Regions from separate parts of the Homo sapiens genome. Here region 1 is linked to region 2. Evidence: read pairs that join two places in POLR2A ChIA-PET (ENCODE). Cell type or tissue: Caco-2. All regions are shown on one strand. Links, peaks and the distances in the headings refer to the core of each region. The heading gives the core; the rest is flanking DNA. Region 1 overlaps TECR (trans-2,3-enoyl-CoA reductase). Region 2 has its middle 9.2 kb from the start of OR1I1.

Evidence for each region. Peaks named below come from ENCODE experiments on the same cell type or tissue, not always from the same donor. Only the 100,000 strongest peaks of a DNase experiment are listed, where the experiment ranks them.
Region 1: POLR2A ChIA-PET joins it to region 2 with 7 read pairs; 1 of 35 experiments calls an interaction of 5 or more read pairs at or near these places.

The regions. Positions count from the first base shown.
Region 1 is chr19:14,533,909-14,539,280 of GRCh38, reverse strand. The region is part of intron 1 of TECR (trans-2,3-enoyl-CoA reductase); the gene reads right to left. It also overlaps a transcript of DNAJB1 not described here. Among named protein-coding and RNA genes, the nearest start is that of TECR, 7.0 kb to the right of the region's middle. In Caco-2, for the core only: no CTCF peak of the experiment used is centred there; DNase peaks (open chromatin) are centred at 1,820 and 2,170.
Region 2 is chr19:15,070,351-15,075,722 of GRCh38, reverse strand. No RefSeq gene overlaps it. Among named protein-coding and RNA genes, the nearest start is that of OR1I1, 9.2 kb to the left of the region's middle. In Caco-2, for the core only: a CTCF peak has its summit at 2,348 (motif pointing left); DNase peaks (open chromatin) are centred at 2,242 and 2,592.

The sequences.
Region 1 (5,372 bases), core at 97-5,096, 540 kb after region 2:
GGCTCACGCCTGTAATCCCAGTACTTTGGGAGGCCGAGGCAGGTGGATCACGAAGTCAGGAGATCGAGACCATCCTGGCTAACACGGTAAAACTTCGTCTCTACTAAAAATACAAAAAAAAAAAAAAAAAAAAAAAAAAATTAGCCGGGCGTGGTGGTGGGCGCCTGTAGTCCCAGCTACTCAGGAGGCTGAGGCAGGAGAATCGCATGAACCCGGGAGGCGGAGATTGCAGTGAGCCGAGATGGAGCCACTGAACTCCAGCCTGGGTGACGGAGCGAGACTCTGTCTCAAAAAAAAAAAAAAATGTGACTTGCATGGTGTGTGACATTATATCAAAACTGAGGCACTGGCATCTGGGCTTCTTCCTCCACCTTCTGGGCATATGATTTGACATCAGTCTGTCTCCTGGCGCCTGGTGGACCTTCTTCATTAAGTTTTGAAGCTTTTCTCAGCCAGGCGTGGTGGCTCATGCCTATAATCCCAGCACTTTGGGAGGCTGAGGCGGGTGGATCACGAGGTCAGGAGTTCAAGACCAGCCTGGCCAAGATGCTGAAACCCCGTCTCTACTAAAAATACAAAAATTAGCCAGGCATGGTGGCACGTGCCTGTAATCCCAGCTACTCGGGAGGCTGAGGCAGGACAATCACTTGAACCCAGGAGGCAGAGGTTGCAGTGAGCCAAGATTACGCCACTGCACTCCAGCCTGGTGACAGAGGAAGACTCTATCTCAAAAAAAAAAAAAAAGAAAAAAAAGAGTTTTGAGGCCTTCCAAAGAGGTCAGGTGCCAAAAGCATCTCAGGCAGCCCTGGGGATGCTGATCTGTCCTTACCTGCCTAACGTGGGTCCCTCTCCGCTTAAGGATTTTTACCCTGCCTGTGGGCCGCGAAGCATGCTGAGCACTTCACACTCCCCCACAGGCCCCCAGGTGTCGTTATCCTGGCCTCACAGGGTGACAAAACTGAAGCTTAGGTTAAGTCACTGTCCCAAGGACAGAGTGGGTGGCCTCCAAGTCCTTCACCACCACCACACACTTGATTCTTTCCCCAGTGCACGACCCACAGCAAAGCCCACTCTGGTTCTAGAAGAATCCCAGCTCTGCTAGCCACTAGCTGTGGACAAGTCGCTTCACTTTCTGTGCCTCAGTTTCTCCATCAGTCAAGTAGAGATAAGAACAGCATCTACGTCTTATGTTTAGTACACGATTTAGATATGTTACTAGATAAGAAGCACTCACACTGCCGGCGCAGTGGCTCACGCCTGTAATCCCAACACTTTGGGAGGCCAAGTTGGGCGGATCACCTGAGGTCAAGAGTTTCAGACCAGCCTGGCCAACATGGTGAAACCCCATCTCTACTAAAAATACAAAAACTAGCCAAGTGTGGTGGTGGGCACCTGTAATCCCAGCTACTCGGGAGACTAAGGCAGGAGAATCGCCTGAACCCGGGAGGCGGAGGTGCAGCGAGCCGAGATCACGCCATTGCACCCCAGCCTAGGGGACAAGAGCGAGACTTCGTCTCAAAAAAAAAAAAAAAAAAACACTGATAATTAAGCACTATATTCACCGTAATTTACTAGGAAGATTACTATATTCTGGCTGCCGCAGGAAATGTCCCAGGTATTAAAACATTCTCAGCTGCCACTATCAGTATCAGCAAGAAGGTGTTAAGACCCAGCCTGAACTTGACCAACTAGCTCAAGGTCTCTGGCCTTTCTCACGCAGCCAGGCTTGTCAATGAAAGTGCAGGATTCCCGACCAAACCCAACCACCTTATCAGAGTCGCAAGGCCTTTCCAAGCACCGCCCTCACTCAAGGCTGTCAACCCTCCTCTGTTCTCAGGAACCAGTTAGTCCAGAAGGCTTTGCTGGGCCCAGCTGGTGGAGCCTCTAAATCCACCTGGGTGCGGCTGAAACAGCTACTCCACCTGGCACACACCAAAGCCCACCACTCATCCCGTCCCACCTTCTTGTTACTCGGTCCCGCCTCCCCCTCCCTGGTCCCGCCTCCCCCTCCCTGGTCCCGCCTCCCCCATCCAGGCCCGCCGCTTCCTTCTTGCCCCGCCTCCTCCTCCTGAGCCCCACCTCCTCCCCCTCGGCCTCCCCTTCCCCCCCGGCCCCGCCTCTTCTTTCTCAGCCCTACCTCCTCATCCTCAGGAACCACCTCCTCCACCTCAGCCCTGCCCCCTCCTCCTCCTCAGGACATGCCTTTTCCTGCTAAACTCTGCCTCCTACTCCTTGGGACCCGCCTCCCCCTCCTCGACACCCCTCCCCGTCCTCAAGCCCCACCTCCTCCTCCTCGGCCCCGCCCCCTCCTCGGCCCCTCCTCCCCACATCTGCCCCGTGTCCAGAGGTCCAGAGGTGAGTAGGGCCGTACTACTTGTCAAATGTTAGCTGCTGCAAGGTGCTGCACCAAGCTGAGGCTTTCCAGGTATGTATCTGCTCATACGATGCTCACCAGACCAAGAAACCCTTGAAACGATAACCCTGGGAGGCAGGGACAATTATCCCAGTCAATATGAACATTGGGCAGGAGAGAGGAAGGGGCCTCAGCTGTAGCATTTGCCACTTTCCGTGATGTAAATACCCTACCTGTGACTTAGAGATGTCAGCCTGATATCCCTGAACACAGAGTTGGGAAGATGCACACCATCAGCCAATGTCAGCCGGGTCTCGCACACCCAGGTGTCATTTTATGGATTAAAAAGCTAGTTCAAGGCCAGCCGCTGTGGCTCACGCCTGTAATCCCAACACTCTGGGAGGCCAAGGTGGGAGAATCACTTAAGGTCAGGAGTTCAAGACCAGCCTGGCCAATATGGTGAAACCCCATCTCTACTAAAAATACAAAAATTAGCCGGGCGTGGTGGTGGGCGCCTGTAATCCCAGCTACTCAGGAGGCTGAGGCAGGAGAATCGCTTGAACCCAGGAGGCAGAGGTTGCAGTGAGCCTAGATGGCACCACTGCACTCCAGCCTGGGCAACAGAGGGGGACTCTGTCTCACGAAAAAAAAAAAAAAAAACTAGCTCGAGAAACTAAAGACCTTGCCCGTGGGCTCCAAACCTTGTCAGTGGCAGTTAAGCATATGAGCCTAGCACTGATCCAAAGCCCGTAAGCATTGCCACCTTCCCAGGAAGAGTATCAATCAATACTGCCCAACCCAAAGGGGAACTGGCCTGCAGCCCTGGAAAAGGCCTTGTTCTCTGGGTCTCAGGTCCCTCATCTGTAACTTTACAGAAGTTAAACCAGAAAAATTATCTCAAGCCTGGGGCTCTGAGATTCTGAGTGCCTACAGCAAAGAAATGGCCTAAGTACAAAGCTACAGCCAGGACAGAAGGGACTCCACCAGGAGAATCTGCCCAGTGAGTCACCATCTGCTCAAAGCAAGAAGCCTGCAGGAAAATCTGAAAAGCCTAAGATCCCCTCCAACCCCCTCAGGATCTTGGCCTGAGTCAGGCTAACATAGGAAAGGTCTTTATAGCTCACCACAGCTCAAGGCTCACCACTTTCCCTTTTTTTTTTTTTTTTTTTTTGAGACAGAGTCTCACTCTGTTGCCCAGGACCGGAATGCAGTGGTGCGATCTCAGCTCGTCCGCGACCTCCACCTCCCAGGTTCAAACGAATTCTCCTGCCTCAGTCTCTCGAGTACCTGGGATTACAGGAGTGCACCATGATGCCTGGCTAATTTATATATACATACATATATATATATATATATATATATATATATATATATATATATATATTTTTTTTTTTTTTTTTTTTTTTTTTTTTTTTTTTTTTGAGACGGAGTCTCGCTCTGTCGCCCAGGCTGGAGTGCAGTGGCGCGATCTCGGCTCACTGCAAGCTCCGCCTCCCGGGTCAAGCCATTCTCCTGCCTCAGCCTCCCAAGTAGCTGGGACTACAGGTACCCACCACCACACTCAGCTAACTTTTTCTATTTTTTAGTAGAGACGGGGTTTCACTGTGTTAGCCAGGATGGTCTCGATCTCCTGGCCTCGTGATTCACCCACCTCGGCCTCCCAAAGTGCTGGGATTACAGGCATGAGCCACTGCACCCGGCCAATTTTTATATTTTTAGTGGAGAGGGGGTTTCGCCATGTTGGCCAGGCTAGTCTTGAACTCCTGACCTCAGGTGATCCTCCTGCCTCAGCCTCCCAACGTGCTGGGATTACAGGCATGAACCACTGCACCCAGGCAAGGCTCATCACTCTCAATCCTGCCCTTACTGCAAGGGGCAGCCCATCCGATTTTAGGGCAGAGAAAGACCCTCTCCCAGCAGTCCACACTGACCCGCAGCACCTCGCCCTCCCTTCAGGGATGCTCTGTCCTCAGAACACAGCAGGAGAGCCACCAGCTGTCCTAGGGCAGCATCAGCAGAGAAGCCATCAGTGTGGACAAAACTGGAGTCTGACAAACCCAGGTTCAGCTCCCTGGCTTCCAGGCTCTGTGACCTTGACCAGCTTAGTTTACCTCTCTGAGCTTCAGTTGCATTATCTGTAAAGTAGAACAGTAGTTCCCATCTGATCAGGTGCTAATAAGACTCACCCCTGGGCAAGGTGCGGTGGCTCACACCTATAATCCCAGCACTTTGGGATGCCAAGGCAGGAGGATCGCTTGAGCCCAGGAGTTCGAGACCAGCCTGGACTAACATGGTGAAACCCCATCTCTACTAAAACTACAGAAATTAGCCGGGCATGGTGGCACCCACCTGTAATAACAGCTACTTGGGAGGCTGAGGCAGGAAAATCGCTTGAACCGGGGAGGTGGAGGTTGCAGTGAGGTGAGATCACATCACTGCACTCCAGCCTGGGTGACAGAGCGAGACTCTGTCACAAAAAAAAAAAAAAAAAAAAAAAAAAAAAAGGCCAGGCATGGTGGCTCACTCCTGTAATCCCAGCACCCTGGGAGGCCGAGGCGGGCGGATCATAAGGTCAGGAGATCGAGACCATCCTGGCTAACACGGTGAAACCTCATCTCTACTAAAAATACAAAAAATTAGCCAGGCATGGTGGCAGGCACCTGTAGTTCCAGCTACTCGGGAGGCTGAGGCAGGAGAATGGCGTGAACCCGGGAGGCGGAGCTTACAGTGAGCCAAGATGGAGCCACTGCACTCCAGCCTGGGCGAGAGTGCGAGACTCTGTGTAAAAAAAAAAAAAGAAAGAAAACACCCTAAATGTGGGTTATGGGGGACCCCAAGAGGCTCGCTTCTGGGTATTCAGCTGCGGGAAATGGGCAGTGACCTGGACTGCTGGAGGCTGAAGACAGACTGATTTTCTCAGGAATTAACAGGCTCAATTACAAGATGTAGTAGCTGTTTTTCCAGTTGCTGCTGGGCTCATTGCTTTGAGTCTCATCTGCAGTGGCAAAAACAGCAATAA
Region 2 (5,372 bases), core at 179-5,178:
CCCACGAACAACACACAGGTGTGCCCTTTTCAACACATAGTTGCAAGCACTGGGTTTCATTGCATTATTAGTTTTTGAATGATTGCCAGTCTGATGAGTGAAAACTAGTAAGTCATCTTTACTCTCATTTTCTTTTTTTTTAAAAATATATATATTTTTATTATACTTTAAGTTCTAGGGTATTCATTTCCCTGGCTGATAGTGAAGTTGACCTCTTTTTCTTTTTCTTTTTTCTTTTTTAACTTCACTAGCAGGAAAGACCTCTTTTCATTATTTTATTTTATTTTTATTTTATTTTATTTTATTTTCAGATGGAGTCTCACTCTGTCACCCAGGCTGGAGTGCAGTGGTGCGATTTTGGCTCACTGCAACCTCCGCCTCCCAGGTTCAAGCGATTTTCCTGCCTCAACCTCCTGAGTAGCTGGGATTACAGGCACGTGCCACTAGGCCCAGCTAATTTTTGTATTTTTAGTAGAGACAGGGTTTCGCCATGTTGGCCAGGCTGGTCTCGAACATCTGACCTCAAGTGATCCACCCGCCTCAGCCTCCCAAAGTGCTGGGATTACAGTCGTGAGCCACCGGGTCTGGCCCGTTTATTTTAATTTTTTAAAGAGCTTCTCACCTGTGGCTGCCCATTTCAAAGATTATCTGCATATTTGGACACATTTAGGTTATTTGTGTCTTATTTGCAGAAGATCTTTGTATCTTAGGTGTATTGACCTTTTAGTTGTAACAGCTGTTATCTGGCCCAGGACTTGTACAAAATATCATTAACCCTGACACATCTGCATGCTTGAACTGGTCTCTAGACCCCAGTACTTCAACTCTTGCTGCCTACTGGAATCACTGGGGCAGCTAGGGTTGATATTGTGGAGGCCTGGTGGCAGGGCCCAGCTCCCCAAGATTTAGCTTTCAATGGTTTGGGACACAGAAATCAGGATATTTTTATCACAGTAAGATTCACATAATATAAAAGTCATCATTTAAACCTTTTTAAAGTGTACAATTCAGTGGCATTTAGTACGTTCACAAGGTTGTACAACCCCACCTCTATCTAGTTCTAGAACACTTTCACCCCCTCAAAAGGATACTCTATCCCCATGAGCAGTCACTCCCCATTCCCACTCCCTAGCCCATGGCTACCTCTAACCTACTTTCTACGTCTGTGGATTTATCTATTCTGGACACTCATGCAAATGGAATTATGCACTATGAAGCCCTCTTTGTCTGGCTTCTTTCACTCAGCATCATGCTTTCTTTTCTCTTTCTTTTCTTTTTCTTTTTTAAGACAGGGTCTTTCTCTGTTGCCCAGGCTGGAGTGCAGTGGTGTGATCATGGCTCACTGCAACCTCCACTTCCAGGCATCAAGTAATCCTCCCACCTCAGCCTCCTTAGTAGCTGGGACTAAGATGCACACCATCATGCCAGGCTAATTTTTGCATGTTTTGTAGCGATGTGGTTTCATCATGTTGCCCAGGCTGGTCTTGAACTCCTGAGCTCAAGTGATCCTCCTGCCTCAGCCTCCCAAAGTGCTGGGATTACAGGCATGAGCCACTGAGGCAGGCCTGTTTTCAATGTTTATCCACATTGTAGCATGAATCGGTACTGCATTCTAATTTTTTTGTTTTTTTTCTTGTTTCTTTTTGAGACAGAGTTCTGCTCTGTCACCCAGGGTGGAGGGCAGTGGCGCGATCTTGTCTCACTGCAACCTCCACCTCCCAGGTTCAAGTGATTCTCTTGACTCAGCCTCCCGAATAGCTGGGATTACAGGCACACACCACCATGCCCGGCTAATATTTTTGTATTTTTATTTTGTATTTTTTAGTAGAGAAAGGGTTTCGTCGTGTTGGCCAGGCTGGTCTTGAACTCCTGACCTCAGGTGATCTGCCTGCCTCCAGGGTTCCCTAACATGTTATTCCTAACATAGGGAATCTTCTTTCCTTTCTGGATCTTTTCCCTGATCTAGGAGAGAATTAACTAAGAGTCTGGTACCTTTTTAAGTCTGATAATATTTATAATCTATTCTCTCTGAAGCCTGCTACCTGGAAGCTTCATCTGCATGATAAAACTTTGGTCTCCACAATCCCTTATCTTAACCCAGACATTCCTTTCTGTTGATTCCAGGTCTTTAGATAATAATTCTTTTCAACCAATTGCCAATCAGAAAATCTTTGAATCCGCCTACGACCTGGAGGTCCCTGCTTCCAGTTGTCCCGCCTTTCCGGCCTGAGCCAGTGTACATTTTACATGTATTGATTGAGGTAAGCTCTCATTGTTGAGAGCCTGATTCTGTCGCTGTTCGGGGCACCACTATGTAACCTACCACGACCCCTGGTGGACTGAACAAAGGGGGCGAACGCAAGAATAAAAGACAAGAGACAAAAGAGTATATTTGGAAGAAGGGGTCGGGGGCACCTTGCCTCTAGTGGACAAGGGCCCTGAGCTTTACACAGCCCTCCGTATTTATTAGGCAAAAAAGATAGTGAGAAGCGGGGTGGAAGAAGGAGTCCAGGGGCTCAGTCCAGAGTAGGCTTGCAAGACTGCATTCCTCGAACAGCAGGCTCTAGATGTTGCAGTAGATAACCTCCACGCCAGAGATTGCCTCCGGCAAACCTTCTGTCGGCAGGAGCAGTCGTGAGTTTGCTCACATCCTGCATTCATGGTACACAGTTTGCTGTTTGATCACGTAGCCTCCGGTGGAATGCTGAGTTGGTCACGTCCCACGGGTCTTCGGCTCCCTACATCTCACGTCTCCCTAAAATGTATAAAACCAAGCTGCACCCTGACCATCTTGGACACATGTTCTCAGGATCTCCTGAGGGCTGTGTCATGGACCATGGTCGCTCATATTTGGCTCAGAAAAAATTTCTTCAAACATTTTATAGAGTTTGACTCTTTTCAATAACAGATGGTACTTTATTTTTTTAAATTGCCAAATAATATTATATTCTATGGATAACTGTACATTTATTTATTTGTTTATTTATTTATTTTGAGATGGAGTCTCGCTCTGTTGCCCAGGCTGGAGTGCAGTGGCACAACCTCGGCTCACTGCAACTTCCACCTCCCGGGTTCAAGCGATTCTCCTGCCTTGGCCTCCCAAGTAGGTGGGACTACAGGCCCCCACCACCATGCCAGGCCAATTTTTGTATTTTTAGTAGAGACGGGGTTTCACCATGTTGGTCAGGCTGGTCTTGAACTCCTGACCTCAAGCAATCCACCCACCTCGGCCTCCCAAAGTGCTGGGATTACAGGCATGAGCCACTGTACCCAGCAGGTAACTGTACTCTTAAGTAAAGAGACAGACTCGCTTTAAAGGAAAATATGAACGAAATAATAGTACAGGAGTTTGTTGATATGGGGTGAAGGTGGTATGCAAAGAAGATCAGATCTTGACATGGCGCTCACTTGCTCTTCCTTCAGATTCCCGTTCAAATGTCACCTCCATGACCTTCTGTCTGGGTGTAGAGTTTCCTTTTAGGTAATAAAAATATTCTGGGACGAGACAGAGGTGTTGGTTGCACAGCACTGTGAATGCACTAAATGCCAGTGCTTGAATATTTTAAAATGGTTAAAGCGCGGCCGGGCATGGTGGCTCATGCCTATAATCCCAGCACTTTGGGAGGCTGAGGTGGGAAGATCACCTGGGGTCAGGAGTTTGAGACCAGCCTGGCCAACATGGTGAAACCCCGTCTCTACTAAAAACACAAAAATTAGCCGGGCATGGTGGTGGGCGCCTGTAATCCCAGCTACTTGGGAGGCTGAGGCAGGAGAATCGCTTGAACCCGGGAGGTGGAGGTTGCAGTGAGCCGAGATCATACCACTGCACTCCAGCCTGGGCAACAAGAGCAAAACTCTGTCTCAAAACAAAAAACAAAAAACAAAAAACAATGGTTAAAGCGATACATTTGATATTATGTGTATTTTGCCACAATAAAAAAGCATCTTGCTCCCATGATTCTGTAACCCACTTACGATGTTTTATTTTTCTCCATGACACTTAGCACTAGCAAAAATATATATTGCAGTGCTATGTGTTTGCTTATCACAGCATTTCCGTACACAATGTCAGTTCCATGAGATCAATGACTTTGTCTTTGTCGGTGATGCTATTTCTAGCACCTAGTACAGCATTTGGTATTTGACAGAGATTCGATAAATTATTTTAATGCAATGAATGAGTGAACAAATCTATTGAAATTAAAATGCTCATACACTTTTTTTTTTTTTTTTTGAGATGGAGTCTCGCTCTGTCACCCAGGCTGGAGTGCAGTGGCGTGATCTCGGCTCACTGTAAACTCCGCCTCCTGGGTTCACGCCATTCTCCTGCCTCAGCCACCCAAGTAGCTGGGACTACAGGTGCCCGCCACCATGCCCGACTAATTTCTTTTTGTATTTTTAGTAGAGACGGGGTTTCACCGTGTTAGCCAGGATGGTCTCGATCTCCTGACCTCGTGATCCGCCTGCCTCGGCCTCCCAAAGTGCTGGGATTAATTGCTCATACACTTTTAACAAGCCATACTACTCCTGGAGAAATGTTTGTACATAGTATGTGAGACTCACACTACTGGTGGTACATCGAGATGACTTTTAGTGGATCATAAATGAACACTTAAGATTTTACTCGTATATCCTTTTTTTTTTATCTTTTTTTTTTTGAGATGGAGTCTCGCTCTGTCTCCAGGCTGGAGTGCAGTGGCACAATCTCAGCTCACTGCAACCTCTGCCTCCCAGATTCAAGTAATTCTTCTGCCTTAACCTCCCGAGTAGCTGGGACTACAGGTGCACGCCACCACGCCTGGCTAATTTTTATATTTTTAGTAGATATGGGGTTTCACCTTGTTGGCCAGGATGGTTTTGATCTCTTGACCTTGTGATCCACCCTCCTCGGCCTCCCAAAATGCTGGGATTACAGGCGTGAGCCACCACGCCCGGCTTTACTTGTATATTCTTATTGGTATGGTTATGGTCAGGCCTCTGAGCCGAAGCTCAGCCATTGTAACTCCTGTGACCTGCACATATACGTCTAGATGGCCTGCAGGAGCCAAAAAATCTGGAGCAGCCGAAAAACCACAAAGAAGTGAAACAGCCAGTTCCTGTCTTAACTAATTAACCCACCTTATGACATTCCACCATTATGACTTGTTCCTGCCCTGCCCCAACTGATCAATCAACCCTGTGACATTCTTCTGGACAATGAGTCCCATCATCTCTCCACCATGCACCTTGTGACCCCCTCCTCTGCTGACAATAGACAACTACCTTTAACTGTAACTTTCCACGGCCTACCCAAGCCCTATAAAGCTGCTCCTCTCCTATCTCCCTTTGCTGACTCTCTTTTTGGACTCAGCCCACTTGCACCCAAGTGAATC